Regions from separate parts of the Homo sapiens genome. Here region 2 is linked to region 1. Evidence: read pairs that join two places in POLR2A ChIA-PET (ENCODE). Cell type or tissue: PC-3. All regions are shown on one strand. Links, peaks and the distances in the headings refer to the core of each region. The heading gives the core; the rest is flanking DNA. Region 1 overlaps ROR1 (receptor tyrosine kinase like orphan receptor 1). Region 2 overlaps LOC105378771 (a long non-coding RNA gene).

Evidence for each region. ChIA-PET counts read pairs that join two places held together with the same protein. Peaks named below come from ENCODE experiments on the same cell type or tissue, not always from the same donor. Only the 100,000 strongest peaks of a DNase experiment are listed, where the experiment ranks them.
Region 2: POLR2A ChIA-PET joins it to region 1 with 6 read pairs; 4 of 35 experiments call an interaction of 5 or more read pairs at or near these places.

Annotation. Positions count from the first base shown.
Region 1 is chr1:63,818,653-63,833,875 of GRCh38, forward strand. The region is part of intron 1 of ROR1 (receptor tyrosine kinase like orphan receptor 1); the gene reads left to right. Among named protein-coding and RNA genes, the nearest start is that of ROR1, 52 kb to the left of the region's middle. In PC-3, for the core only: no CTCF peak of the experiment used is centred there; no DNase peak of the experiment used is centred there; H3K27ac peaks cover 1,188 bases.
Region 2 is chr1:63,693,977-63,709,199 of GRCh38, forward strand. The region is part of intron 1 of LOC105378771 (a long non-coding RNA gene); the gene reads left to right. Among named protein-coding and RNA genes, the nearest start is that of ROR1, 72 kb to the right of the region's middle. In PC-3, for the core only: no CTCF peak of the experiment used is centred there; DNase peaks (open chromatin) are centred at 7,385 and 10,675; H3K27ac peaks cover 4,274 bases.

The sequences.
Region 1 (15,223 bases), core at 2,703-10,702:
AGCCCAAAATGGGCATTTTTCCCCTCCCCTAGGTCTGTTGTTTAAAGGATCTGACAGAAATAATTATAATGAGGCTGATGGTGAATACATAAGGTATAACCTATTATTACTGTCTTCTATGCACCAGGCATGATGCTGACTGCTTAGTAACCTTATCTCATTGATCATTTCAACATTCCTAATTTACAGATGAGCAAACAGCCTAGAGAGGTTGATTTCTGAGCTGGGATTTGAGACTGGTGTGTAGAGACTATGGTGTGATTTCTCTGCATTTCAAATTATGCTTCCCTATATTTTTGTTCCAGGGTCTCAGTGGGAGGCCCTAGAAGGTTACTACTAATAAGGAAAAATTGCTAAAGCCCTGGAAATTGAAGGCTACCAGAACCTTGTAAAGATTCTCTGGGACTAGACCTCATTCCTCTGAGGATCCTTGTCAGACAGTTTCCAGGGGGTGGGGAGATGTTCTGCTCTCCCCAGAGTGTCATAGAAAGTTTCTGTGGCTTTCGGAATTTCTCATGACTGATTCACATCTTCTTCTCCAGCTTAGAAGAAAATCCAAACACTTACCTTTGGTTTATCAGTTGGTTAATGTTGTTTTCTTTTCATGGTAGGATCATCTATGGCCTCCTTAGACCTATACAAGTGACATCTTTTCTTCCTGGGGAAGAAGATGGTTTCTGCAGGCACTGACTTATGAGGGCAGGTGCATACCTTTTGTAAGGGATGAAACTTGAAAAAGAATGGGTGCTTTTTGATGTGTTTATGCTTGAACCTGCTTCCTTGTTGAGTGTGATCTTGAGCAAGTCACATAAGCTTCTTAAACTCTTGGCATCCCTGCAGCAGTTATTATTGTGAGGGAGATGGAAAAAAGGTATGGATAGAGTTCTTTCCATTAGAAAATGTAATATTCCTCAGGAGCCCATGAAGAGGATGCTGCTGAAAACTGAGGACATGGCATAGATAGGAATTGCTAGAGAAAGGCAGTAGAGAGAAGAAAAATACCTGTTGGTTGAAATAGTTGATTGGAGGAATAAAAATTGCCTGGAACTTAAAGTTTCCTTCGAATACCAGCACTGTCCATCAGTAGCTGTATAAATTAGCCTCTTTGGTCATTAAGTTTCATCATAAAGTGGGATTATTAATACCTACATCATAGTCTTATTGTAAGGATAAAGTTTACATAATGTATGTAAATCTCCTAACAGTAGTTCATAGTACTTGGCGATAAAAGATATCTCTTAGAAGTAGGAAATGGGGAAACTGAGGTACACCTTGAAACCTGAGTAGGATTTGGATGCGTAAAATGGTCCAGTTCTGAAAGTATTTTACAAATATCACCATGGAACACTATGCAGGCATCAAGAAGCATGGTTGAAACCCAAAACTCTTCTTTCTTTTAATAAGGCAAAGGTGGTTAACTTTTTGAGCCAAAAGTTCCAAATTGTTCAGTAAAATGTCATTGATAAGATATCAAAATATCAGATATCATTTTGGTTGAAGCTCAAGTTGGCAAGAACCAAGGGTGGAATTGCTAAGCTGGGTGACACATTTGAAGCCATTGTAATGTTTTAGTGATCTCCACAGGGCACGTCATTGGTGGCTCTCCCTGTCCCCCTGCAAGCCCTGCAATCTGGCTGCATTTTCTACACACTTGTTTGGTTGTTTCATGAAATCTACCCCCCTGTACTGCTGCAGGCCACAAAGAACAGTGTTCAGTAAGGTGGATTTTGGAAACTGAAGTTGTGATTGCACTGTAGAAGGCTTTCATTGTTTGTTTTGTTTTGCTTTTAGTTTATGGAGGACTGTTGGGAGATTAGGAGAAGGAAAATGCCCCAGTAGAACTGAAATCCTAGTCTAGCACCTGAAAAGAGTGAATTTTGCCTTCTTTTTTTTCTCTGCTACCTTGCAGTCATTTCTGCTATATGCAGATTCAGGTTTGATGTGAATTTTGAGTTTAGCTGGAATTAGTTCTTTCATGGCCTTGGGGAAGATGTGGATAAAAGAATGAACATACTAAGGGTTGACAGTAAAATTCAAAGGTCAGGTAAGGTTCTGTATGCATCCTCTGCCTGGAGTGGTTGTGTAGTGATAGTGTTAGGACTTTATAAGTCTTTTTCTCACATCATCCTTATAACAAGCCTTAGAGATAAGTATTGTTTTTATTGCTATTGTGCAGATGGAGAAACAGATGAGGAATGGAGAAGTTCAATAACCTGTGTGAGGTGGTACAGCTAGGAAGTGGCAGAGATGGGACTTGAATTCAAATCTCTGACATGTAAGCCCTTCCAGCAATTGTGGTGGAATATGCTATCTCTGTTACAGGCTTCTCTTGTAACAAGCTGTGCTTGTTAATGCTCTATAAGGAGCCTCTGGGAGCAAGGAAAAGGGAAAGATTTTTTGTGTTCACTTTGCATCCACACAGCCCTTTTTATTCTCAAGATTATGCTGGGGGGAGGAAGCACTAGAACTACCGTGAATTAAGTGTTCACATTGTACCTAGATTAAAGCAAGGTGCTCTGCATAATTCTCACATTTAACCATGCTGTCCTTATCCTTATTTCATTGATGAGCTTCAGAAAGTCAGGTTCCTTGACCCCAGTTTCACCCACAGAGGAAGTTCTGATGGTGAAATTTGAACACAGAATGAGTCCACCACCTTGCCTTCCTCTTCGGTTTTCAATGACTTCTCCCTGACAGTCCTGCGATGGCATTTGTGGTTTTAATTTCAAAGACCCTTACAATTGTTGATGGTTGATAGCATTTGGTATCCATTGGAAACTGCCAACACTTTTCACTGCTGCATTTGGAAGAAAATCATAGTGAGTTGATGTGTTAGTGATTCAGGACTTCTGGGAAACTGAGAGCACCCGTGTGTACTTATTTGGAGTCAATACTTTATGAACAACTTTGGCCCAAAAGGAGAAAAATCTGTCTTCTGAAATTGAGTGCAGGTCTCTTAGTGGCTTACCTCAGCAGGGAGCCAGTTATTACATAAGCTGAATACCAGGTCCGTGGGTTTCCCTAACCTGAAAAAGAAGCAGCGTTTGCAGTTATGAGGAAAACAGAAAGACCCATTTCTCTGTGGCATGATACTGAACAGGCAGCTTCAGCCGTGAGGATATTTTGGCCGGAGGAAAATGTAGCTTAAGAAAAGTCCCAGCTGGTTCAAGTGACTTAAGCCCAGCTATTCATGAAATATTATCTGACAGCTCCCCCTTCTCCTCAAGTGGCTGGGGAGTGAGTCACAATTGCCCCAGAAACCTGTGTTCTCATATGGGATTTTGGTATTCCAGGTTTGCTCTACTTTGCACACTGGACAGCTTCATGAAAAGCCATATTTGGTGCAGACATTTTCTTGTGATGATAAAAGCATTTAGTAAATGTACTGGGAAGCTTGCCGTGATGAATCCTTTTGTTAAGAAATTAACCAACATTAATTTTGAATGTAGGACTGTCCCACGTGCCCAGCACTGTGCTTGCTGATGTGGGGGTTCAGAGATTATGAGACATGTGAAACACTAGAATGGAATCTCCATGAAGGCAGCGATTTGCCTATTTTGTTTTCTGATGAAACTGTGGTATATGTAACAGTGTCTGGCACATAGTGGATGCGAAATAGATATTTGTTGAACAAGTGAGTATGTCTCTGCCCATAACAGCTTACAACCTAGTTTGCTTGCATTAATTAATCAACTAATTATTAATTAATGAATGATTTTATTCCTTTATTCTACTTATATGAGCATCCAGAAGTCCTCAATTTTATTAGGATATCTTTAATTCTTTTTATTATTTAAAAAGGTAAACATGTGATGTGTTTGTTGTAGAAAATGAGAAAAGAGCAAAGATGTAAAAAGAAAAATAATTGAGACAATAATTATTTTAATTTAAGCTTATATCATTAGAAACTTTTTCCATGTAAATACCTGATTTTAAAAAATGAGTTTAATTCTCTTGCAAGTTGATTTTATAACTTGCTTTCCTCCCACTTATCAGTGTTATTGTGAACAGCTTTCCATATCAAAATACACTGTTCTCAAATCATCAATTTTTAATCACACAATTTAGCATTGTGTGTGATTGCATCATAGTTTTCTTAATCCCTATTGTTGAATTGTTGGGCATTACTCCTCTCTCTGTTTCATTAGTATAAACAATGCTATGATTATCTGTTAATTTTTGTGCATATCCATGATTATTTTCTTGGCAATAACCCTTTGAAGTGGAATTATTGAGTCAAAGGTAAAAGTCTTTTGATCTACACAATCATTGTGGCTACCATAAAGGTTACAGAAATGTATTCCCCTCTCTGTGTTCTGTGGAAATAAAGTGGTTTTTTTGTTTACACATAACTGATGCCATGTATTGTCATTTAAAAAAAAAACAACTTTCTGGGTTAAAAAAGGGAATATTATTGTTATTTAAGTTAATATACTTTTGATTACTGGTGATGTTAAAAATCTTTTAAAATATTTTTTGTCATTTGTATTTCTTCTTTTGCAAGTTACTGGTTTATATCCATTTTCTTACTCAGAGACTCGAGGACAGATCTTCTTTCCTTGGTCCCTCCCAATCCATGATGGGACTTGCTATGGAATTTGTCCACAGTTAGCCCCAGTAAATGTTGAATCCTCCCATCCACCCACTCATTCATCTACCCACTCACCCATCCATCCATCGATTTATATGTTGATTCATTCAATGAGTATGGAGGACCTAATAGATACAAGGTTTATAATTTAAGATAGCGCTTTGAAAGTTTTTTTGATATTGCTGCTAACTACAGACATTACTTTTTTTTTTTTTTTTTTTTTTGAGATAGGGTCTCACTCTGCCATCCAGGCTGGATTGCAGTGGTGCTATCATAGCTCGTTGTAACCTCAGACTTCTGGGCCCAAGTGATCTTCCTGCCTCAGCTTCCTGAGTATCTGGGACTAGGAGTCCGTGCCACCACACCCAGCTAATTGTTTTATTTTTTGTGGAGATAAGGGGGTCTTGCTATGTTGCACAGGCTGGTCCTGAACTCCTGGCTTCAAGGAATTCTCTCACCTCAGCCTCCCAAAGTGTTGGAATTACAGGCATGAGCCCCCACACCCAGTCAAAATCTTAAACTTTTTTTTTTTTTTGAGACGAAGTCTCGATCTGTCGCCCAGGGTGCAATCCCGGCTTACTGCAACCTCTGCCTCCCGGGTTCAAGCCATTCTCCTGTCTCAGCCTCTCTAGTAGCTGAGATTACAGGCATGAGCCACCACTCCTGGTTCATTTTTGTATTTTTAGTAGAGATGGGGTTTCACCATGTTGGCCAGGCTGGTCTTGAACTCCTGACCTCAGGTGATCCACCCACCTCGGCCTCCCAAAGTATTGGAATTACAGGCGTGAGCTACCGTGCCCAGCCCCAAATCTTACCTTTTAAGAAAAGACATATTAATATGAATTAATACAATGAGCAACTAATCCAAAAAGTTTTTTTTCTCCTAATGAGTTTTCCTTTGGGTAATGGAACTGATCTTGTCTTTTCTGTGCACCCAGCAGGGTTGGGTAGACAGAAATCAACAAATGTTTTCTGTAAAAGTCTGGATAGTAAAGATTTCAGGCTTTGCAGGCCATATAGACTCTGTTGCAACTATTCCACTCTGCTCTAAAAGCAGGAAAGCAGCCATAGATAATTTGTAAACAAATGAGCATGGCTTTGTTCCAATGAAAATTTATATATAGAAATAAAATTTAAATTTCATACAGCTTTCATTTGTCACAAAATATTATTTGTCTTTTTTTTTCCCCCAGTCACTTAAAAATTTAAAAACCATTCTTAAGTTTGTAGGCCATACAAAAATAGACAGTGAGCTGGATTTGGCCTGGGGTTTGCAGTTTGCTGATCCCTGGGGTAGGGTCTCAGAAGCATGCTTTGAGGCTTTGAGGAGCTAATCTGGTTTTGCAAATTTGCTACAAACAACCCCACAATGGATGATTCATAAATGAATAATAGAATTGAGTTTAGCTGAGGCTTGGATATGTATCCTACCTCTTAATGACTGGCAATACATAATTCTTAGTGTGTTAGCAATATTTTAAGCTTCTAAAAATACTTTTATTATATATTTACTCATAAAAATTTTACAGTTATGAGCAAAGAAAAAACGCTTTCCTATCCTTTGTCAATATTTTGATGTGTCTTTTTTCAGTCTTCATGTATATATAGGGCTTACGTATGTATAATGTCTTTCTTTACAAACACTGTTGAATCCTGCTTTATTTCTCTTAATAATATATGGTAAATATTTGTCAGTGTTGTTGAATATTCAAATATAAACTGAAACCACAATAAAATACCACTACATACCCACAGAATGGCTATGATTAAAAAAACAACTAACAATACCAAGCATTGGTAAGGATGTAGAGAAACTGAAATCCTCATCCATTTCTGGTAGGAATCTAAAATGGTGCAGCCACTTTGGACAACAATTTGGCAGTTTCTTTAAAAATTAAACTTAGCATATGACCCAGGAGCTCCAGTCCTAGGTATTTATCCAAAAGAAATGAAAACACATGCCCACACAACGATAGGTATGCAGATATTCAAAGCAGCATTATTTATAATAGCCAAAAATTAGAAACAACCTAAATGTTCATCAACTGGTGAATGGATAAACAAAATGTGGTATATCTATACAATAGAATACTATTTAGTAATTAAAAGGAGCAAAATAAAGAGAGGCTACCACATGGATAAACCTCAAAAACATTATGCTAAGTGAAAGAAGTTAAGCACAAAAGACCACATATTGTGTGATTGCATGTACATTACATTTCTAGAAAAGGCAAAAAACTAGAGACAGAAAGCAGATCAGTGTTTGCCTCAGGCAAGGTGGGAATGGTTAGCGTCACTTCTAGGAGCAGCAGAACTTTTGGGGATGACGGAAATGTTTTAAAAGTCGAATGTGGTGATTGCACGACTGTATATATTTACTAAAATTATTGAACTGTACACTAAATGGGTGAATGTTATGTGAATTATACCTAAATATAACTGGTAAAAATATTCTTTGAAAGCTGAATTTTTAATAGTGTCATATTATTCCATCATGTGAATGTTTTATTTCTTTATCCTGGATGACTTGGGAGAAATATTCAGTGTTTATTTCCTTTTACGCCAAAATCCATATTCAGTAGGTTCAATTTGAGCCATTGGACTTAAACAAGAATGATTCAGAGGAATGAATCCCAATCCAGTTGTCAAGAAACCTAGCGTGGTCTCAATCCTGCCTCCAGCTGGGTGGACCTCAGTTCCCTCATCTATAAGATCTAGGACAGAAATAAATACAAGGAAATACTGGGTTCCAGGGAATAGAGGATTAGAAATAGAAAACATAGTAGTGGCAGTAATGAATAAGACTGATTTCCCTAAAAGTAGGAGGCCAGGCACTGATTATTTTTATTTTTATTTTTTAGCTTTTAAGTTCAGGGGTACATGCACAGGTTTGTTACCTAGGTAAACTTGTGTCATGGGGGTTTGTTGTACAGATTATTTCATCACCTGGGTATTAAGCCTAGGACTCATTAGTTATTTTTCCCGATGCTCTCCTTCCTCCCACCCTCCACCTTCCTATATGCCCTAGTGTGTTGTTCCCCTCTATGTGTTTATGTGTTCACATCATTTAGCTCCCACTTACAAGTGAGGACATGTTATATTTGGTTTTCTATTCCTGAGTTAGTTGGCTAAGGATAATGGCCTCCAGCTCCATCCATGTACTTGCAAAGGACATGATCTCATTCTTTTTTAGGGCTGCATAGTATTCCATGGTGTATACATACCACATTTTCTTTATCTAGTCTATCATTGATGGGTATTTGTGTTGATTCCATGTCTTTGCTATTGTGGATAGTGTTGCAATGAATATATGCATGCCTGTGTCTTTATAATAGAATGATTTCTATTCCTTTGGGTACATACCCAGTAGTGGGATTGCTGGATTGAATGGTATTTCCATTTTTAGGTCTTTGAGGAGTCACCACACTGTGATTCACAATGGTTGAACTAATTTACACTCCCACCAATGGTACATTGTGGAGAAAAAGGAATGCTTTCTCCACAACCTCACAATGGTACATTGTGGAGAAAAAGCATTCCTTTTTCTCCACAACCTCACCAGCATCAGTTATTTTTTGACTTTTTAGTAATAGCCATTCTGACTGGTGTGAGATGGTATCTCACTGTGGTTTTGACTTGCATTTTTCTAATGATCAGTGATGTTGAACTTTTTTTCACACATTTATTGGCCACATGATAGACTGGATAAAAAAAATTTGGTACGTATACACCATGGAACACTGTGCAGCCATAACAAGGAATGAGATCATGTCCTTTGCAGGGACATGGATGGTGCTGGAAGCCGTTATCCTTTTTTTCATAATGGTTGCTGGCTGCATGTATGTCTTTTGAGAAGTGTCTGTTCATGGCCTTTGTCCACTTTTTAATGGGGTTGTTGTTTTTTTCTTGTAAATTTAAGTTTCTTATAGATGCTGGATATTAGACCTTTGCTGGGTGCATAGTTTGTGAAAATTTTCTCCCATTCTGTAGGTAGTCTGTTTACTCTGTCGTAGTTTCTTTTGCTGCAGAGAAGCTCTTTAGTTTAATTAGACCCCATTTGTCAATTTTTGCTTTGTTGCAATTGCTTTTGGTGCCTTTGTCATGAAACCTTTGCCTACAGGTGCTGTTTATTTACACCCCTGTCCCAACCTCACCCCACTCCCTTTCTTTTGCTGGTGGGAAGTCAGTAAGAACTGTGGGTGGGGTTCTGAGGTAATCAATACAAAGAAGAAGGTAAGAAATTGGAGGGGACTCAGGGGAGATGGCAATGCTGACAAGGGGTTGGATGGAATTTGTTCTGTAAACTGGAAGCATTCTGCTTGGCCTCAACACTTGCCAAGGCGTTGATGACACACAATTTGGATGATTTAATCACCAGGAAACTATCTAGGTTTCTTGTTCTGAAGTATGAGAGGACAGCCTATTAAAGGAAGACCGAGGCTGGATATTGCCATGAAAATAGTAAGTTTTCACGTTTGGCTTCCGAGGGGAGAGCTGGTGCCCTACTCACTGCAGGGAAATTTAAACTGGGTGAAACTGAACTGGTTTCCAATTGCTTGTGTTCTCCATTTCCAGCCAAGTTCCAGGTTTTCCTAGAGTACAGCCAGGAGCATCTGCACCTAGAGAACACAGAATAAAATTGTGGAAACCAAACTTGTAAATGTTTTTCTCATTAGCTTCAGGCTCCCAGCCACCAATAAACTGTAGGCTTTAAAAAATCCTGTATTATTTTGCAAGTTAAGAGAATGTGCATATTCCCCTTATTTATATGTTCAGGATTTTCTTAAAATGTTACACATCAAGCATTTATCTGCTAAGCCACCCCAAAAGGTAACAGCATTCTAGTTTTTGTACAAAAGAGAAAAAAAATTCCACTTAATAAACTTGCAGTAACTTGAGCCTGTTGGTGGTCTTGGAGGAAACCCAAATCCAGGTTTGGTTGATACTGTGTAATGTGAATGCAATTAGTAGCGGTTTTTCTAAAGTAGAAAGAGATGTAGAAAAATAATGCATAGCAAATTTAGGTCAGAGCTGGGAAGCTTATAAATCCTTATTTTTGTTTTCATTACTTTAAGTAATAGGGCTTTTGTCTTTATTATGTAATTTCCCTAGCAATAATATGTTTTAAAACATTTTTCTGTTAATTTCATACATTTGATCAGAAAGCCACAGTTCATAAACCCCTGTGATGTGGCAGCTGTCACTGTTTATATATAGAGGATGACTTCTTGTTCATCCCTGGGAGGCCAACACAAAAATTACTGATGGGGGCAACTTTCACTACCTGTTTTTTCATTTAGTAGAAGGTTTGCAAAGCAGTTTTCAGTTGATCAACATCCTCCTGATAGGCTAAGGAGTGAACTGACCTTTACATGCATGGTTTATTTCAGAGCATGTTATTTGATTCCAGCATATTTAAACCTAAGCAACTAGATTGTAAGGTCTGTAAAAACAGAATTTGTCTTTCTGGTTTTTTACTCTATTCCCCTGGCACATAGTAGGTGTTCAGGAAATATTAGCTACTATTCTCCTCTCCAAGATGCAGCTGTTCCTCTCCAGCTGTCCTGTCCTTGCTGCTCCTCCTTGAACTTGCCAGGCTACTCCTGCTTCAGCACTTTGGAGACCACAGACCAGCAGGGATCACTCCCTCTCCTCTTCTGGGTCTTTGTTCAGATTATACCATCTCAGTGAGGCCCTAACTATCTCCTTCCTTTCTTTCTTTATTTTTCCATCATATCATCGCCATCTGATAAACTGATATATTGATGTACTGATATATTGACTTATTTATTTGGGAATGTGAGCTCCACCAGGACAGGTGTTTCTGTCTGATTTGGTTATTGCTGTATACCTAGTGCCTAGAACATAGTTGCTATAATTTACTTGGATGTTCCGCCACGTACTGGCTGTGTGGTAATAGCTAATGCATTTGCTCCCTTGGATCCTTTGTTTGATTCCCCATTTGTTTCATATGGCATATGTGGGTCAGATGAGATGTTGCACATGAAAGCTCTTTTATGCTATGTGTTATGCAAATGTATTCACTTATTTATTCATTTAATCAACCAGATGCAGTTCCTGCCTTCACAGAGCTTAATAATTGGACAAATAAGTAATTTCACCAAAGTGGGAATGCGGGTGATAGGGATAGTGTGATAGGGAATGTGCAGCGTGCTATGGGAGCACCGTCACGAGGGATTCCTAATTCAGATGTGGGGACAGGACCCTGGAAGGCTTCCAGGAGGAAGGAACATAGAAGCTGAGATCTGGGGATGGAATGGGCATTCAACAGGCGAAGGGAGTGTGATGTAATTGATGGCATGGAGAGTATTGCAGGTAGGAGGAATAATGTACAGAGTCTGGAAGTGCAGAACCATAGAGTACTGGTGGAACTGAAAGTAATTCAATCTTTCTGGAATATCCAGTGTGGGGACAGATAAGTGGATAGGGATGTGGCTCGTGATATAGTCTGGGGACAGATCAAGGAGCGCTTTGCAGGCCATGCTGGGGAGCTTGGACTTGATCCTAAGGACAGTGTGGAGCCATGGAAGTCTTCCAAGAAAGGAGTGACTTGGTCTGACTTTCATTTTCAACAGTCATTTTATGGAGTAAGACAGCTTATTTCCTCGCCAAGGAACTTGAACACAAGCTCCCAGGAAGGGAGGTTGTGAAAACAGTGAAAGGGCCTTCCAGAAAGTAAATCCTTAAGCTCCATGAAATTAGCTTAAATTCTGTTTGAATCTGACTGGTGAATATCATAGCAATGAGGCCAAAAAAAAAAACCTTCATAAAAACTTAATTATCTTTGAGGCCGTAGCTCATACTTGAGGGAAGGGACATGGGTAACGCTAGAGACATATATGTTTGCATTAACTTTTACGCCACTGTGGGGCAGACAATTAAAGCAGGAGTGGAGGAGTCAGAGCAGTTTTGAATCTGCTTTTAAGTCCCAGAGAGTGTCACAGTACCTCCTACCCAGCACTGGTTGCCAAAGTAAAAGAAAGTGGTAACAATAGGGCATAAGGTGGTGGAGAAGAGGCTGGGTAGACCTTGGCCATATTCTTGCTTTGCACCTTACACTGCTATAAAGAACTACCCGAGACTGGGTAATTTATAAACACAAAAGAGGTTTAATTGACTCAGACTTCTGCATGGCTGGGGGGTCTCAGGAAACTTAAAATCATGGCAGAAGGTGAAGGGGAAGCGAGGCATGTCTTACATGGCAGAGGAGGAGAGAGAGAGTGCTAAGAGAGAAGTGCCACTTTTAAACCATCAGATCTTGTTGGTTTAAAACAACCACTATCGTGAGAACAGCATGGGGGAAAGCACCCCCATGATCCAATCACCTCCCACCAGGTCCCTCCCTTGACATGTGGGGATTACAATTTGGGATGAGATTTGGGTGGGGACACAGAACCAAACCATATCATTTTACTCCTGGCCCCTTTCAAAGCTCATGTCTTTTTCACATTTAAAAGCTAATCGTGCCTTCCCAACAGTCCCCCAAAGTCTTAACTCATTCCAGCATTAACCCAAAAGTCCAAGTCCAAAGTCTCATCTGAGACAAGGCAAGTTCTTTCCACCTATGAGCCTGTAAAATCACAAGCAAGTTAATTACTTCCAAGATACAATGGGGATACAGGAATTTGGTAAATGTTCCCATTCCGAATAGGAGAAATTGGTCAAAACAAAGGGGCTGCAGGCCCTGCACCAAGTCCAAAACGCAGCAGGGCAGCCATTAAATCTTAAAGCTCCAAAATAATCTCCTTTGACTCTATGTCTCACATCCAGGGCATGCTGATGCAAGAGGTGGGCTCCCAAGGCCTTGGGAAGCTCTGCCCCTATGGCTCTGCAGGATACAGCACCCCTGACACACAGCTGCTTTCATGGGCTGGCATTGAGTGCCTGCACCTTTTCCAGGTGCACAGTGCAAGCTACCAGTGGATCTACCATTCTGGGATCTAGAGGCTGGTGGCCCTCTTCTCTCAGCTCTACTAGGCAGTTTCCCAGTGGGGACTCTGTGTGGGGGCTCCAACTCCATTTTCCCCCTCTGCCTGCCCTAGTAGAGGTTCTCCATGAGGACTCCACTCCTGCAGCAGACGTCTTCCTGGACATCCAGACATTTCCATAGATCCTCTGAAATCTAGGCAAAGGCTTCTGAAGCTCAACTTTTGTCTTATGTGCACTCGCAGGCCCAACACCAGGTGGAAGCTGCCAAGGCTTGGGGCTCCCACCCTCTGAAGCAATGCCTGAGCTGTACTTTGGCCCCTTTTAGCCATGGCTGGAACTGGAGTGGCTGAGACTCAAGGTGCCATGTCCTGAGGCTGCACAGAACAGGGAGTGCAGGAGGGACCCCTGGCCCACAAAACCAGTTTTCCCTTCTAGGCCTCTGGGCCTGTGATGGGAGGGGCTGCCATGAAGATCTCTGAATTGCCCTGGAGACATTTTCCCCATTGTCTTGGCTATCAACATTCAGCTTCTCTTTATTTATGCAAATTTCTGCAGCTGGTAGCTTGAATTTCTCCCCAGAAAATAGATTTTTCTTTTCTACAACATGGTCAGGCTACAGGTGTTCTAAACTTTTCTACTCTGCTTCCCTTTTAAACATAAATCCCAATTTCAGACCATCTGTCTGTGAATGTCTATGACTGTATGCTTTCAGAAAAAGCCAGGTCACATCTTGAATGCTTTGCTGCTTGGAAATTTCTTCTGCCAGATATCCAAACCATCTCTCTCAAGTTTAAGGTTACACAGATCTCTAGAGCAGGGGCAAAATGCCACCGGTCTCTTTGCTAAAGCATAGGAAGAGTGACCTTTGCTCCAGTTCATAATAAGTTCCTCATTTCCACCTGAGACCACCTCAGACTGGACCTCATTGTCCATATCACAATGAGCATTTTGGTAAAAATCATTAAACAAGTCTCTAGGAAGTTCCAAACTTTCCCACATCTTCCTGTCTTCTTCTGAGCCCTTCAAATTTTTTTATTCTCTGCCCGTTACCCAGTTCCTAAATCACTTCCACATTTTCAGATATCTCTATAGCAATGCCCCACTTCTATCAGGACCAATTTTCTGTGTTAGTCTGTTTTCACACTGTTATAAAGAACTGCCTGAGACTGGGTAATGTATAAGCAAAAGAGGTTTAATTGACTCACAGTTCTGCATGGGTGGGGAGGCCTCAGGAAACTTACAATTATGGTGGAAGGTGAAGGAGAAGCAGTCTCCTCCCTTGACATGTGGGGATTACAATTCGAGATGAGATTTGGGTGGGGACACAGAGCCAAACCGTATCAACCAGTGATGTGGCTTTGGGAATCACTTAACTTCCCTGAACCTCTGTTTCCTTTTCTGGAACATGGAATTAGTACTACTGATTTTTCAGTGTTGCTAGGATTCAATGAGATAAAGCACAGTCAGTGCTGCTATAACAGTTGTTTTGAAAACACACACATTTTTTCAAAGCTGATTGATGTATTCAGAAAAATTTGAGAATAATGCAAATTTTATGTTTACTTACATAGTCAGTTTTATCCACGAAAAGTACTAGGTGGACTCAGAAGACGGCACTCAGCTAAAGTGAGATGCATGGCAATATACAAACACACACACCTGAAACATCTACCAGCTCCTCAGTTCACCAGGTGTGTTGAGTTACACTCGAGTTACACTCATCCACATCTGCCATTACAACTTTCTGTCCATTTTCTGATAACCAGCCCCCCACCCACCACTTCACAATAACCCATAAGCTGTAACCCTTACAATGCCCATTTCCACAAGAAAGTAGTAGTGTGTTCCAATCTTGTTTTCCCATAAACTCTGCTGTTTTTACTGCACAATTTTGCATAGTGTGGTGATTTCTCAGAACTCATATGTTGTGTTATAGCAGAACTGACTCTGTCTAACACAATTCCTGGCAGACAGCAGACACTCAGTAACAGGTAGCTGTTTTATTATTAATATTAATCCACTTAAGTACAATTGTGGGTTGGGGCAGGGATCCCTAGTTACAATGTTTAGCTGCTTTGATTAGTAGTGTTAAGTGAAATGGACTGCCTGAGTGGAAGGGTTTTGGTGCTTTTATCTTTTCTAAGTGTGTGCTGGTCAGACCACCCTTGGGGTATTAACAGTGACAAACCAGGTATGTCCAGAAAAGAGCAAGCCAGAAAAGGAGAAGACATGAGAATGATCTTTAAATAGTTAGAGGGCCATCTTGGAAGAAGGATTGCTTTGTTTTGTGGGTCTTCAGGGTGACAAGGGGAAGCTCCCAGGGCCCAGGGTTCTGGCTAGCTCGGGGACGAGCCTCAGAATAGTCCCTGGGGGTGATGTGTTCTCCAAGCTCTGATTGGCTGCTCTGGGAGGGGAGAGGACAGAGAAGAGTCAAGCACGGGTTTGGAGGTTCTATCTATAAAGTTCCTTTTCATTTTTTTTTTTCCTTCAAGGTAGTGTGCAAAGACAGATTCTGCTGATCAGAGTAAATTTCAGACAGAAACAACCCAAACTTTTCCAGCAGTATTTGGACTTCTGCTTGCCTGCTTGCGTTTTTTTTTCTTTTGGGTGATCTAAGAGAATAGTTAGCACATGTGCATATTTACGCACTGGTTTTTTTTCTAGTTATGCCCTTGAATGTTG
Region 2 (15,223 bases), core at 4,152-12,151, 120 kb before region 1:
ATAAATGTAAACACATTTTACATTTATTACATATAAATAATGCATGAATGTAAATTGCCAAGCACAGTTCTTAGCATACAATAAGTATTCAAGAACTGCTGCTAGTGAAAGTAAAGACCGCTTATGCCAGGGTAGTCAGGGGAGGCTTCTTGGAGGAAAAGAGGCTTGAAGGATGAATCATCTTTGGAAAGAATACAGATGCAGGCATTCTAGCAGGGGCCCAGGCATATAAGCAAGTTATGGAGATAGAAATATGAAAGATGTGTGTTCGAGAAAAAACAGAATCCCTAAAGCAAGCACCTCATCAAATCAGAAACTTAGAAAGGCCATTAGACTTATGGATGGTCACACTTGCAGCAGCCAAAATTGAGACTGGGTCATGAGATGAATCACTTCAACAAGCCACTTCCCTCTCTGGGCCTCAGCTTCTGGGTTGGTAGAGTTAGACAGGAGTGGTTCCTCATCAGGGACTCTTTCAGTGCTAACATTCTGTAAATACAAGTTTGTTCCCACAGTACAGTGTGAGCACACATGTTTATGCAACCCCAGAGGACTTTAAAATTGATGTGTGAATGTCTTCAGTGCTTATACCATGGAGGCTAGGTTTCCTTCAAGCCATTCATTCATTCATCCATTTTTCTAAACATTTACTAAGCTCCTACTATGTGCAAACACTGTTATAGATGCCAGGGCTTTCTAAAACCAAGATCTGACTGCATCCCAGCCCTGCTTAGATACTTTCAATGACTTCTGGTTGACAAGTGCAAACTCCAGGCCACATAACCATGTCCTTCCCTATTGCCATGCCTTGCTTTTGTTCCTGCAGTTTCCTCTCTCTAGATTGTCCCTCCAAGTCATCTAGACTAGCCAGCATCTAACGATCCAGACTCCTTTAAAATTTTCCTTCCCTTCTGAAGCCGTCATAAAATCTGCTTGGTCCTTGTCCCTAACCCAGACTGGTGTAATGCTTTCTCTGTGCTCACACAGCACTTTGTATCACCTCTGGTTACTGTGCTTGGCACTTTTTCAGTTCATTGTTTGTGTGGCTTTCTTTCCTGCTAGATTTTCAATACAATGAGGCAGTGACAGTGTTTTATTCATCTTTGAAACCTCAGCACCTGGCGTACTGCTTGGCACATGAGCAATAATTAAACATTTGATGAATGAGTTTGTTGAAGCTTTAGAAGTGGATGGGAATGGTGATATGAATAATATGACAATAATAGTGACTATTTTATATCACGTACTTCTTACACATCAAATTCTGAGCCAAGTGCTCTACATTCATGATCTGTTTAGTTTTAATCCTCACAACATGCTGTGAGGTAGGGGCATAGGGGATTGGTGAGACACGGTGTCTCTGGAGTTAGAGAGGCCAGGGTTTGAATTCTGGCTCCATGAGTGCCTTGTACACTCTTGTACTTTGTGCCTTGCAGTAGGGAGCTTGGTTAAGGAGATGAGTGGGGCTAAATGCTCCCTGTGCTTACCAAACCAAGTACTCTGAAATGGGGCTGCACCTGCCCAGAGGAAAGCCGGTGCCTGCCCATAGGGTGCCCTTTTTGGAAGTGGACGAGAATGGTGATTTCATATTTGAAAAAGGGCATGCTATGGGCAGGCACTGGCCTTGTCTAGCTCCAACCCATGCCAGCCATGTGGCATTGCACAACTTACTTAACCTTGCTTTTTGCCTAGCCTTTCTCATCTTTATAATGAGATTATGACACCACTAACCTCACAGAGTTTTTGTTAGGGTTAGGCAGGATAATGCATGTGGTATGCTTGGCACTTGTCTCAGATACATATTCCATAGACGCTAGTTTTTATTATCTGTAGCAATAATAGCCCTATTTGCCAAATAAGCAAATTTAGAGAGAAAAGAGTTGGCTGAGAGCAGAATATGGGGGCACTCCTCCATTTAGAGGCAGCAGAAAGAACCAGGAGAGAGAAGGGCTGAAAACATTGTGCAAGGGTGAGTTAGAGGAGAGGCTGGTCAGGTGTCAGGAACTTCTGAAAGATTAAGCTGGAAAAAGCCTGCGAACAGTCCCTTGGAGCTGACAGTTAGAGATCACTAATGATCTTTGAATGAGAAGTATCATGACAGCAGTGGGAGAGGAAGCCAGATTGCTGTGGGCTAAGGTGTCAATGAGTGGTAAGGCAGAAAGAGTAACTCTGACCTATTCATCAGAAATTAACTTGTGAAGTGCTTGTTTCTGTGCCCCCAAATTCATATGTTGACATCCCCAACCCTAAGGTGATGGTATTAGGAGGTGGGGCATTTGGGAGTGATTGGGTCATGAGGTTGGAACCCTCATGGATGAAATTAGTGCCCTCATAAAAGAAGCCTGAGGCTGGGCGTAGTAGCTTATGCCTGTAATCCCAGCTACTCGGGAGGCTGAGGCAGGCGAATCACTTGAACCTGGGGAAGCAGAGGTTGCAGTGAGCTGAGATAGCACCACTTCACTCCAGCATGGGTGAAAGAGCAAAACTCCATCTTAAAAAAAAAAAAAAAAAAAAAAAAGAAGCCTGAGACAGACCTTTTGCCCCTTCTGCCATGTGGAAGGTGCTGTCTATGAGCCGAAAATTGGGCCCCTACCAGATACTGAATCTGCCTTGATCTTGGACTTTTTCAGCCTCCAGAACTGTAAGAAATAAATTCTTGTTGTTTATAAGCTACTTGGTTATGATATTTTTTATAGAATCCCAACCAGACTAAGACACGAAGGGTCAGAGGCAAATAGGTCAGTTGCTTTAGGAGGATTCAAATTGATAAACACCTTCCACATACTTTATTTCTTTTTTTAAAATTTTATCCACATGCTTTATTTTAGGTAATAGGTATCCCCTTCAAAGGGCCAGATCAAGGGAGCTCCAGGGAGACATGGACCCCTGCCTGAACCCCATATCTATCTGTGGAATCTGGGTATCTCTCCATCTCTCCAGACTCCTGGGATGATAAGGAGGATGATTTATCTCAGCTACTCAAACACTGAATGGGACTATCTTGTATTTAAGGAGAGAAGAAAGTTGAATGTATTTTTTTTAGGCAGAGTACAGTCAACAGAATACAAAGCGATAGAAGGATGAGGTCAAGGACCCAGGTGGATGGATTCATCCTGGTGGATGGTGGGGATGGAGAATGCAAGGGAGAAGACAAATAGACAAGTCAAGGATGCAGCAGAAGGAAGATGAAGGACTCTCTGATGGTCTTTCTTGGAACAGAAAAATGTAAGGTCTGCGGAGAGTGCAGGGACCAAAAGGTGAAGGGCCGTGCATTGGTCAGGACAGGTTAAATGCTGCAACAAAAAATCCCTAAGTTTTAGTGGCTTCCCATAATGAAAATTTATTTCTTTTCATATCAAGTCCAGACAACGTAGGGTTGGCAGGAGCCTCTGCTCCATGCAGTGATAAGGATCCAGGATCCATCCATTTTATGGCTCCCTCATTTTGTGGGGCCTCAAAGTCCTTTTCTGAACCTTCTTCATCTGTTGGCAAAAGCAGGAAGAAAGAAAACATGGAGGATTGTGTAGGAGATTTTATAGGCCACTCCTGGAGGTGTTGCACATCACTTTTGCTTATGTTTTATTGGCCAAACTTCAGTCACATGACGAATCTTAACTGCAAGGGAGGCTAGGAGGCATCCTCAAACAGTGTGCACAATTCCATCTTGTCTGTGTCCTCAGTGCCCAGTGCCTTGCACAACGTCTGGGCAATAGTGGATACTCAGAAACATCACTGAATAAGTACGTAGGTGAACATGATCTCATTTGGTCCTCACTATTCTCTCTACTGGTACCCTGCTTGAGGTTCAAAGACAACATAGACCTAATGTCCTAGATATGAGCTAAAGGTTGGGCTTATGCTTAGAGCTGGTCTTCCTATGATGCTGATATACTGCAGTGATCCATTCATACTCTTTGCACTTGTATGTTTGCTAGCTGGGGTTAGTCCTGAAGTCTGTAGTTAGTGCCTCTGGCAGAATTATACTGCCTTCCTCTCAGGGAAAGAAATATCAGAGTTTTTCTTTAAAAGCCCAGCACTATAACCAGTTTGAGTTAATGATTCTACAAGTACATTAACCAACTACAATTTCCAATCCAAATATGAGATAACCAGCCCATGATTTGGCTAACCAGATCCTCCCTGAACCATACAGCCCCTTGCTAAACTAGCAAGTCCGAAGATGAATGGACATGTTACTGACTGAGCTAACAAGTCCCCATTTAAGCTAACTAGTTCCTAGGGTCACAAGGTACCACTGATTCGACTGTGTCCTACAGATAAAGTTTAAAACCCAGGACTAGGGTTAATCTTCTCCAACACCTTTATAATGACCCTTTTTATGGATAACATACACTCTAGAAGGGGAAGGAAAGCTGGTGATGTGAGTCATAACTTTCCTAAAGGTCAAATAAAGGGCTCTTTATCAGGCTGGCGAAGCTCGCCTGCAAGTGCAGCATGATGCGAAACCGCGTCGGGCAGGGAATGCCAAGGATATTTTTATAAACAACTCCAGAGCCATCAACAATGTGCGGCTGGTGCAGAGATTCCCATATTTGTAGATGATATTTCATGAGCCAGGGTGCCTCTGAATGAGAGTGAGTGCCAACAAGCTGAAGAAGGAGAGGGAAGCAGAAGCAGGCAGTTCTAACACAAGTCAGTGTTTCAGGCCCGTGGAGACACAGGGGCTGAGGCCGACATCTCTGACTCACTCAGCCTGGTGTGGGGCAGTAGAGGCAGTGCTGGATAGCAAGGCGTTGGGTGGATGGGAAGCGAGTAGGGTCTCCTAGTGCCAGGAGTCCTGCCCAGACTGCAGAAGGCAGCTGGGCCCTTAAGGATAAGAGTTCTGATGGCAAAGGAAACAGGCATCCCATTCAAAGGGCAGATCCATGGAGCCCTCAAGGAACATGGACCCCCCCGCCTAAACCCCAAGTCATCTGGAAAATGTGGCCATCTCTCCAGCCTCCTGATATGACAAGAAGGATGAATTTCCTCAACTACCCAGCTCCAGGCAGGACTGTGTCCCATCTCATGATAAGGCAACTCATTTCAAAGCAATTTAAAGTCCAGGCTTTGGAGTCAGTAGGTTCTAAGTCCCCAGTTACCACCTAGTAGCTATGTGGCCATGGGCAATTCATTCAACCTCTCTGGGCTTCGGTATCCTCTTCTATAGAACAGTGATACTATTTTGCAGGTTAGTGAAGATTTATTTAATGAGATTGTGCATGAAAAAAGCCTAACCAAATGCCCAGAAAGCAGTAGGTACGTAATATACAAGTTTGATTCCCTTCGCCTCAAGCCTGGCTTAGCGCTCTCCGGACCAGGCTTAGGCCTCCCCTTGTCACAGTGGAGCCTTGGATAGGCATGTGCCATCACTTCTGCAGTGCCCACCTTAACTGCCTGCCCACCAGACGTGGGATCCTGCCTTGCTTCCCTGGCCCATGTGGGCCTGCTGATGGCTCCAACCTGCCTGGCAGGAGTTCTCAGGCTATGATCATTCTGAGATCATTCAGGCTTGTAGAGACACAGGGGGTGAGGCTTCATTCTCAGGTTATGATCAAGACTCATGCCCAGCATACTTATTCTTGGAAATAGCACCGTGCAGGCAGGCAAGGTACTGGCAGGTATGGATCAAGGCTGGGAACCTCTGTCAGACTTCACGTAAAGAACTAAAGGCTGCTCATGAATGAAGGCAGCTGTGGCTGGCCTGCCCTCTCCTTCATGTCTCTTTCTAACAATGTCCAAATTAATGTTCTCCAGCTCTGCAGAGGAAATATTCTAAAGCATAGTAGTTTAAACTAAAGAAGGACTAAAAGTCTGACAAAACTTCTACCATGTAATTTATATGTGCTGAGCTGATGTGGATGGGTATATGTTCGTGGTCAACCAGGGAGCCTTCCACATTCTCGAGTCAAGTTGGAGTGGTGTTTATTGTGGTCTAGGGAACTCTTTGGACAGGCAAGACTCCAGGCCAGTGTTTATGACAATGGGGGATCTCTAGATCACCTTTCCCAGGACATCCAGGGATGCTTGTGCACATCTGCACACTACATTTTAGGAACTCTATCCTTCCTTCTTTTTTTTTGTTTCTGTTTTTTGAGACAGAGTCTCGCTCTGTTGCCCAGGCTGGAGTACAGTGGTATGATCTCGGCTCACTGCATCCTCCACCTCCTGAGCTCAAGAGATTCTCCTGCCTTCATCTCCCAAGTAGCAGGGATTATAGGCATGTGCCGGCACACCTGGCTGATTTTTGTAGTTTTAGTAGAGATGGGGTTCCACCATGTTGGCCAGGCTGCTCTTGAACTCCTGACCTCAAATGATCTGCCTGCTTCGGCCTCCCAAGTGCTGGGATTACAGGCGTGAGCCACCACTCCCAGCCCATCCATCCTTCTTGACTCCATCTCCATCCTTCTCCACTCACTCTGCACCAGCCACCGTGGTCTTCCCAACTTGAACACCCTAAGCATTACCCCTGGAGCCTCTGCTTCCACTCCTCCTCTTGCCTGGGAACTCTTTCTTCCTCCATCTCCTTCAGGACTCATCAGAGAGCATCTCACTGGCCATCCTTCATAAAACGGCACCCCCCACAAACTACTATTCCCTTATCATGGTGATTTTTCTTCTTACAACTTAGCTTCAGACCCATTACTACTTATTTTTTATTTACCATCTGTCTGTCTCCTACAAAATCAAGCTCCATGAAGACAGGTTTTCATTTTCATTTTTTTCACTGCCGTCTGCTCAGTTCATAAAACAGCCAGGCCCCTAGTAGGCCTTTAATACTTGGTCAATAGATGTGGGACTTGACCTTCAATTTGGCCTGTTGTCCATATATATAGTGAATTAGGTAGAAAGCTATCATTAATCACTTTACACAGATGAGGAAACTGAAATTCAGAGAGGTTAAGTGACTTGCCCAGGGTCACTAACTAGTTAGAGAGAAGGTCATAACCAGAACCCAGATATCCTGAATCTCAATATTATGCAAATGATGTGAGCCATTTGTGACTCCTTAATTCTTCAGCCCATTTCCCAAAGGACACCATGTTGTGTTGCCTTAAAGACTGCCTTTAAATGGAGCACTGACTCCATTTAAGCTTGATTGATTCTGCTCACAGACTTCTCAGAAATTGGAATTTAGAGGTGATAGGCAGAGACTAGTGCTTTTTAGTACAAACCACTTTTCGGTTTGTCCAGCGTCTACTCTGAACTCTGTTTATTCCAAGTCTAATGCAGAAAATACATGCACTAAAAAACAAATTTAAAATAAATGATAAGTGAGTTAGAAACTGCCTGGGGATGTCAGGAACTTATGCACCGTGCTATGTGGGTTTTGAGTAAATATTTGCTTTGCAAGCCAGGAAGCAATATGTATTTACCAAGGCAGTCTCAGGCTGAAGGGCACACATGCTACTTCTGGGGCTTGGCACGATCTCTCCAGAGAAGTGTGCACGTGGGCCTAAGCACCACGGCGTTCTGCAGAGAGGAGGCAGCTTGGCATCAGAAACCCGGGTTCTCATTTGAATTCTGCCCCTCTCTAGTTGGGCAAATTTGGGCAACTTACTGCTCTCTCTGGGCCTTTTTAGCCCTTAACATCCTATGACTTTAAGACAGACCTGAAAGACTTGTATCAAAATAAAAATAGTTAGAAAGAATAATAAGACCTAGTATTTGATAGTACGACAGGGTGACTATAGTCAATAATAATTTCATTGAACATTTAGAAATAACAAAAAGAGTATAAATAACAAAAAAGAGAACATTTAGAAATAACAAAAAGAAATAACAAAAAGAGTACACAGATGAGGAAACTGAAGTTCAGAGAGGTTAAGTGACTTGCCCAGGGTCCCCAACTAGTTAGAGAGGAGGTCATAACCAGAACCCAGGCATCTTAACACAAGACATAAATACTTGGGGGGATGGATACCCCCTTTTCCATGACGTGATTATTAAACATTGCATGCCTGTATTGAAGTATCTCATGTACCTCATAAATATATGCACCTACTATGTACCCACAGAAATAAGAAATAATAAAATAATTAAAAGTAAAAATTAAGAAATAGTTTTCTGGTCAGGAAATGGTTCAGACGTGAGAGGGCGGGGAAGAAGTTGTGAGTGCTTTCCTGTCTCTTTCTTCTTCTATCTTTTCCATTGAGTTAACTCTTTTCTCTCTTGTTTTTACTCTCAATTCAAGCATGTCTTTCTCTAAGCACTTGTAACCAATGCCAGAACTTCCTGAGGGCCTTTGCTGTGTTCTTCAACAACAACTAGTACCTGTGCCGAAAACAATCTGTGCTTTCAGGATAAGTGTTTGGCTATGTGGGGTGATGCGGTGGGCAGTGCCTAGAGGTTCCTCTGTCTAAAACATCACTCATCAGATCACACAGTGGGAAAGATGCTCACTGAACACATTCACTCAGCAGCTGCATATTGAGCTCCTTCCAGAGGGATATGTCAGCCAACAGAGCTCAGCCTGGCCCTCGTGAAGCTTAAGGTCTGGCGATGGAGAAATGGTTAGGGAATCAGCCCTAGTTCATGCTCCCGTGAAACTATTACAGGAAGCTGTAGCCACAGGAGGGGCACCTCCTTCCAATCTCAGTCTTGGCGAAAACTCTGGCAAACCTTTCCAAGGTATAATATGTGGCTTCTAAAACAAGATCTGAAATTATTCAGATAATTTCAGATAATAACTTCAGAGAGCTGAAGTTATTCAGGCAAAGGTGAGGAGGGAGAAAGTGTTCCGGGCTGAAGGTATACGTGTGTGTAAATGCAGAGGCCAGGCTGGGGGTGGATGGATTCAAAGAAGGCAGAGAGCAGGGGGGCTGGAGTGGGAGAGGGAGGCAGGAGATGAAATTAGAGAGGAGAGGGGGTGGGCTGGGTGTTGCCTAGAGCCTTGTGAGCACTTGAAAGAGTTTGGGCTGGCCAGGCACGATGGCTCATGCCTGTAATCCCAGCACTTTGGGAGGCTGAGGCAGGTGGATCACCTGAGGTCAGGAGTTCGAGACCAGCCTGGCCCACATGGTGAAACCCCGTCTCTACTAAAAAAACAAAAAACAAAAAAAACAAAAATTAGCTGGGTGTGGTGACACGTGCCTGTAGTCCCAGCTACTCGGGACGCTGAGGCAAGAGAATCGTTTGAACCTGGGAGGCAGAGGTTGCAGTGAGCCGAGACTGTGCCATTGCACTCCAGCCTGGGCTACAGAGCCAGACTCCGTCTCAAAAAAAAAAAAAAAAAAAAAAATAGTTTGGGCTTTGTGCCCAGGGCAGTGGGCAGTTCCTGGAGCTTGGGAATGTCACATTCAGATTTGTACTTTAGCAAGGTCACTCCTCACCTCTGCAGAGTGTACAGCCCCTCTCTGGAGGGAGGCAAGGCTGGAGAACCAGGGAATGGGTGACCGGGTGAGAGAAATCATAGAGCAGAGGAATCTTTTGATTCCAAGAGCAGGTCCAGCTGTGGAGCTTCCAGAGCAGGTTTCGTCTGCTGTTCTTTCTCAGACCCCTGTGGTTCCTTTTCTCCATGTGGCCACAGCATTCTCAAACTTGATTTTAATACATTCTGGGGTTTTGTCACATTAGAACAATGGGATACAACCCCTTTGAGCATGAGAACTGTTTCTTAACGTAAAAGACTTCACCCCCACGTCACGGTTCTGGTGCTTTTAGTATCTGTTAATTGAGAAAATAACTAAGGAACAAAAGCCTCCAGGAGATGGAGGCACACTTGAGAATTACCCACGTCTATATGGGAGCCAGGATTTAACCAGTCTGTTGACATGGCTGTTGTAACGTATGCATCTGTGGAGCCATCTGAAAGAACTCTGCACCCCCCACCCCCAAGGGGTTGGGAACCGTTGCGCTGGAACATGTGTGTTAAGAAGCCACATAGACATCTGTCCCCAGAGTGCAGTGCATGGCTGCCTTCTCTGTAAACCGTGGGGTGCATAAACTCAGCTGGTTCTAATTGCACAGGGCATGCCATATTGTTGCCCGATGTAATGTCAATTTTTATTTATTTGTGTTTGTGAAAAGCAGGGCTGATTAGACCACTTAAAACTGCACAGGCTGGTTAGAGCCAGGCTGGCGTTAGTGATTTCAGCTGCCCTCCCCAAAGTCATCAGCGCTCCCAGCTCTCAGCCTCCCTCTGAGAATATAAAATAGGGGCCTTGTGCTATCATGATTTCTATTTCATCCTGACTCTTATAAACTACCATATAAAAAGCAGCCGCTGATGGTTTTTTTACATTTCAATTTCATTTTGAGGCTTGGAAAATCACAAAATAAAAATAGCCCTGAGAGTGGAAAGTTTGGGGGAGTTTGTTTAGCTTTCTTTGAAATATACTTTGTGAAGAAATGTCAGTCATGAGATCTCTCTTGGTGGAGTGCTTTACTGTTGGTGTAATTTTTTTACATCGCTTTCTCCTGTGTAATCCTAAGGGAGACCCTGTGAGGTGTGAATGATTACTATCCTCATTCTGCAAATGAGACAGAAGCTCAGAGAGATGAAAAGACTGGCCTGGGCCAAGATGGCATGACCGGGAATGGCAGAGTCAGTCCAGGTAAATCCTCACCCCAAATCCTGGCCTCCCCTTACAATCTTACGTCTCTCCATGCCTGGTTCCTGCCTTCCTCCTTCCTCAGGTGTCCAGACCATGTCTGGACAAACATAGGCTCTGGCTTAGTCACCAGGCAACTTCCTTCCTGCCAAGAAACCTACTGCTCGGTATAAGACTATTTACTTACAGATCCTCTGGGTCCCCTTGCAGGTGGCCAGCTCCTTGAGGACAGGGCATTTGACTTTGTCAACCCTGTGTCCTTAGGACCCAGAAGAGGGTTTAGTACATAGTAGATATTTGGTTAATGTCCTCCAGATGGAAGCATCATTGAATAAGAAAGGTTGTTTTTTTTTTTAATCATTCTATTTCATTCCATTTTGGTCCTGATTATAAATTGGCCATTAAGAGATTGATTAAGGTCTTGAAGTTATTACTGGGCTTATCATTTTCTAAACTGTGTTTTGAGGAATGTTCTGAGATATGTCAATAGGCATTCCCCTAAAATTAAAATTTTCGTGGTCATAGAAGTTTGGGGAATACTGATTAAATAAAATCAACAGGCTTTTTTAATTGCAGTTGTTCTCAAAGCATAGATCCTTCTCCAGGTCTGGTTCCCTTCAAGATCTCCCCATCTGTATGAGTTGGAGGCATACTTCTCCTTTCTCACAGTTGTTTAATGAGTAACTTTTAAACACACACATCTGCACTTGTACACGGAACTCTTGTCCTGAGCGGCCCATCGTTTGCAGGGCTGCTTCTCTCACGGTGTCACCAGTTCTCAGCAAAGCCACGAGTGTGTATGTTTCTCTTCTTTATCACCTTCTCTGCCTCCACGCATAGCCAGGCCATAGACCTCCCAGTGCCTGAAAAACTCCCTTCCCTTTTGCCTAAAAAGTACTAAAGTCTCTTTCATTTAAAGAAATATTTCCTTGTTCATACTGCTTCCTCAGCCTGTGGCTCCCTTTTACTTCTGCTCTTTGACTTCAAACTTTCTTGAGGAGTTGAGCACATCTGAAGTCACAATGCCTTCCTGAGGGCAGTCTGCCTCCAATGAGTAGTGAATGCAGAGGAGTCAAGCCAGCCTCTTTGCCCCAAGTCAGGATTACTCTGCAGGTCCATCCAAGCTCCAAAGCTCCACCTGGGATTAGCTGAGACCTTTGCTTCAACACGCCAACTTCCTCTAGCCAATTCTGTTCCTTCACGTCTGTCAAGGTATTTATTCCAAGAATGCTCCCCAGTTCCTATATGCTGATGTCCATCTCCAAGTCTGCTTCCCAGGAGACCCGACCTGCAGCAGTTGGTTCTTGGAGTAGCCAAGAATGTAAATATTAATGGGAAAATTTTAAGCTGCATTTTGAGCTGGCAGTAAGAACGCCGTCATTGGTGGTAGATGGAATAGAGATGGCTCCTGGCACAAAGCAGTACAGTTGTGAAAATTGCCATCATGGTGAACTGGAAAGGTATATACATGCAAGGAATATTGTGGTTGGTCAGGTGTTTGGGTAATATGGAGTCATAAAGAGAATGAAGTTGGATGGATGTATCTGAGAGTTATTGATGCTTTTGAGAAAGATAATGAAAGGCTGAGAGTATATATTTAGCAGCATAGAAAGAAATTCTCATCTCCTGAGATCTGGAATAGAAAGAGCTGAGGATCAGGCCCAGGATTTAATTATAAGAGAAGTAGAGCTTCTAGACCCTGATGGGGCTATTCCACCAAGGTTGAGTCCCAACCGGGAAGAAATGGAACCCTGTGTTATGGCAGGAGGACATCTGAGTTGATGCACTTCAAAATCTTGAGTGTCCAGATTCCCCTGAATTCTTTGGGCTGGCAGAAGTAGCCCCCCACTCCCTCTTAGAGGCCAGTGCTTCCCCTGTGCTTGTAGACAATGTAGAGACCATTACCCTTCAAGTGAACACATGACCTCCCTCTTTACTCACCTTTTGGCCACCAGACAAAAAAAGATAGAATTAAATCAAAACACATCCTTGCCAGGAAAGTACTGAGCCTATTCAGGGAAGAAAGAAACTAGATTTCAGGGAAGCTGTAGGACCTAACCCACAAGTACAGAAGCTGGGAGAGTATGTGTGGGCCTGGACTCTGAGAGTGCTGGATCAAGGGGAGACCGACCATACAAGTGGATGAGGGAGAGTTTATAGGTATGGCAGCAATCTCCCTGCCTAGGACCCTGGGAGGCAGTGTTAGCGCACCTCCTGGTGACTCTTAGAAGGCTGGAGAGGGCTATAACCCACAAAAGTGAAGTGGAAATACCAGAGTCACTATGGAAGACATTGAAAGGAGAGATTGAATGGCTCAGAGAACTGTGCATACCAGAATGAATAAAGTATGTAAGGCTGGTAAATCCACCAGAAGACTCTTGCGCAGGTGGGCTCCGGAAACACTTCGTTTGCCAATGCAATAAGCAACACACTGACAAAAAGACCATCATCACGGAGAAGCTCAGTGATGGCCACTCTCTATAGACTAGAGTTAATGCTGGGAGATTTGGGCTCCTAATAACAGTAGGGATGATTAGATATTAAAAATAGAGGCCAGGTTTCAGCATTTAACTATGAGAAGCAAGGGAGGTGCAATTATCATAGTAACAATAGGAATGATAAGATCTCGATAACAATAGGGATGATAAAATCTCAAAAATAGAGGCCAGATTTCAGGATTTAACTGTGAAAAGCAAGGTTGGCACAATTATCATAGTAAGTGGCAAGATAGAAAAGCCCAATCTGCTATGGAGATGGTGTAATGTCCCCAGTAGGTCAAATACGCAGGTCTAGGAACCAAGGGGTTTGTGTAGGAATAGCCCCCTTATCATCACTTTCAGTTATTCACTTGGGGAATTTGTGCTTCATTTTCACAGCCCTGGTTTCTAGAGGCTTAGCAGTGTTGGCTCACAGAGGGGAAAATGCTTCCACCAAGGGACACAGCAAGAATCCCATTAAATGTTAAGCCACATCTTTCTCTCTAGTCCCTTCAGGATCCTGGCAGGAGTAATTGATCCTGACCATCAGGAAGAGGTAGCACTGGTGTTACACAATGGGGGCAGGGAAGAATATGTTTGGCACCCAGGTGATCCATTTGAGTGTTTCTTGATACTTTTTGCCCAGTTTTGATGATAAATAGGTAAGTGTAGGAGTCATTGCCTGAGAAGGGCAGAGGAACAAGATTTCAAATCCCTCGGATATGAAGGTCTGGGCACCCTCACCAGGTAAGCTATCTAAACCTGCAGAGGCAGTAGCTGAGACTGAGGGGAGTGATAGGAGACGAAGAAGATGCTGAGTATCTGTTTTGTCCTTGGGATCAGGTGCAGCAGGCAACACATTAGTTTACAGCATTAACCTTCCTCTTTTAAGTTTCTCTAGAAAAAGAGGTCCACTAGAATCCTAAAAGATCTGCTTTCAGGACACACACCAAAGGAGTGGATCTGAGCAACATGAGGCATGGACTGGCATGGATGTTGTGGCGCCCCAGCCAAATTCTGTCTCCCCACCCCCAGGATCAAAGCACTCATTCCCCCAGCTACTAAGAGTGTTGACCATTGACAGCATATGGCTGAGTCCAGTCCCAGAGGCTGCCCTCAGCTGAAGAGAGTTGCCTCGCTCAATGCCACACACCTTCCTTAAGGGCAGCCCTGAGCATAATGGGTCATTGCTGCGTGGTCATAAAAGCTCAGCCCCATTGCCCCAATTAGGAACAATGCTTCAGGGCTCTTCAAACACCAGAGCTCTCTATGGAATGGGATGAGGGCTTTTGTGTGACTGCGTCACCACCCAGCTTCACTCTGTGCCCAGTCCTATTCCTTTGCTTCTTCCGCAGATCGCAGTTCTGAGAACCCTCCCAAGTGAGTTTTCAGCATGCTAATCTTTTACTCAGAGTCTGTGTTCCGGAGAACAGGGAGGCAATACAAAGCAACCTGCAGTTCCAAACAACAATAAATTCCAAGCTGGATAATCAAAAAATATGTATATATTAATATATATGTGGAGATATATGTATAGGCAAATCATGGCAAAACTTCAGAAAATCAAAAAAGATATTTAGAGATGGGAAGAAGGAAAAGATAATGTCAGAAAGGCAAAACTTTTCTCAATAGAGCAGCAATTTTTCTGAGGGCTGACTTCTCTAGAGAAAATATTGAAGCCAGAAAAGGGTGAAATGAAATGGTCAATGCAGTGACATAAAATAACCTAGAATCTCATACCCAGGAAAATAACCAGTCAAAAATAAGGGCAAAATACGAACGTTTCAGAAAAAAACAAAAATACAAAGTTTACAAACAACAGACACTGAATAAATGTTTGTTAAGGAATATATCTCAGACAGAATAGATGGAGGGTGCAAGGACAGATGGTGAATGTGTATTTTGGCAAATTTACAGATAAAACTTAAGAAAACGTTTAATTTATGAAATGATAATAATGTCTAGTGTCTGTTGGGGGCAAAGAGCCTAGAATAGACAAAAGTAGCATGTGAATTTAGAGGAGTGGGAGATCAGATTTAAGGCACCCTGAAGTCATAGTATGTTTGGGGAAAAAAATACTATTTAAACTTTGTCCAAAAGAATGACATAGCACTTTAATTAATTAATTCCAAACTTGTAGGGGAAGAACTAGGATGGGGAAGAGAAAAAATGCAGTCAATCCAAAGGAGGTAG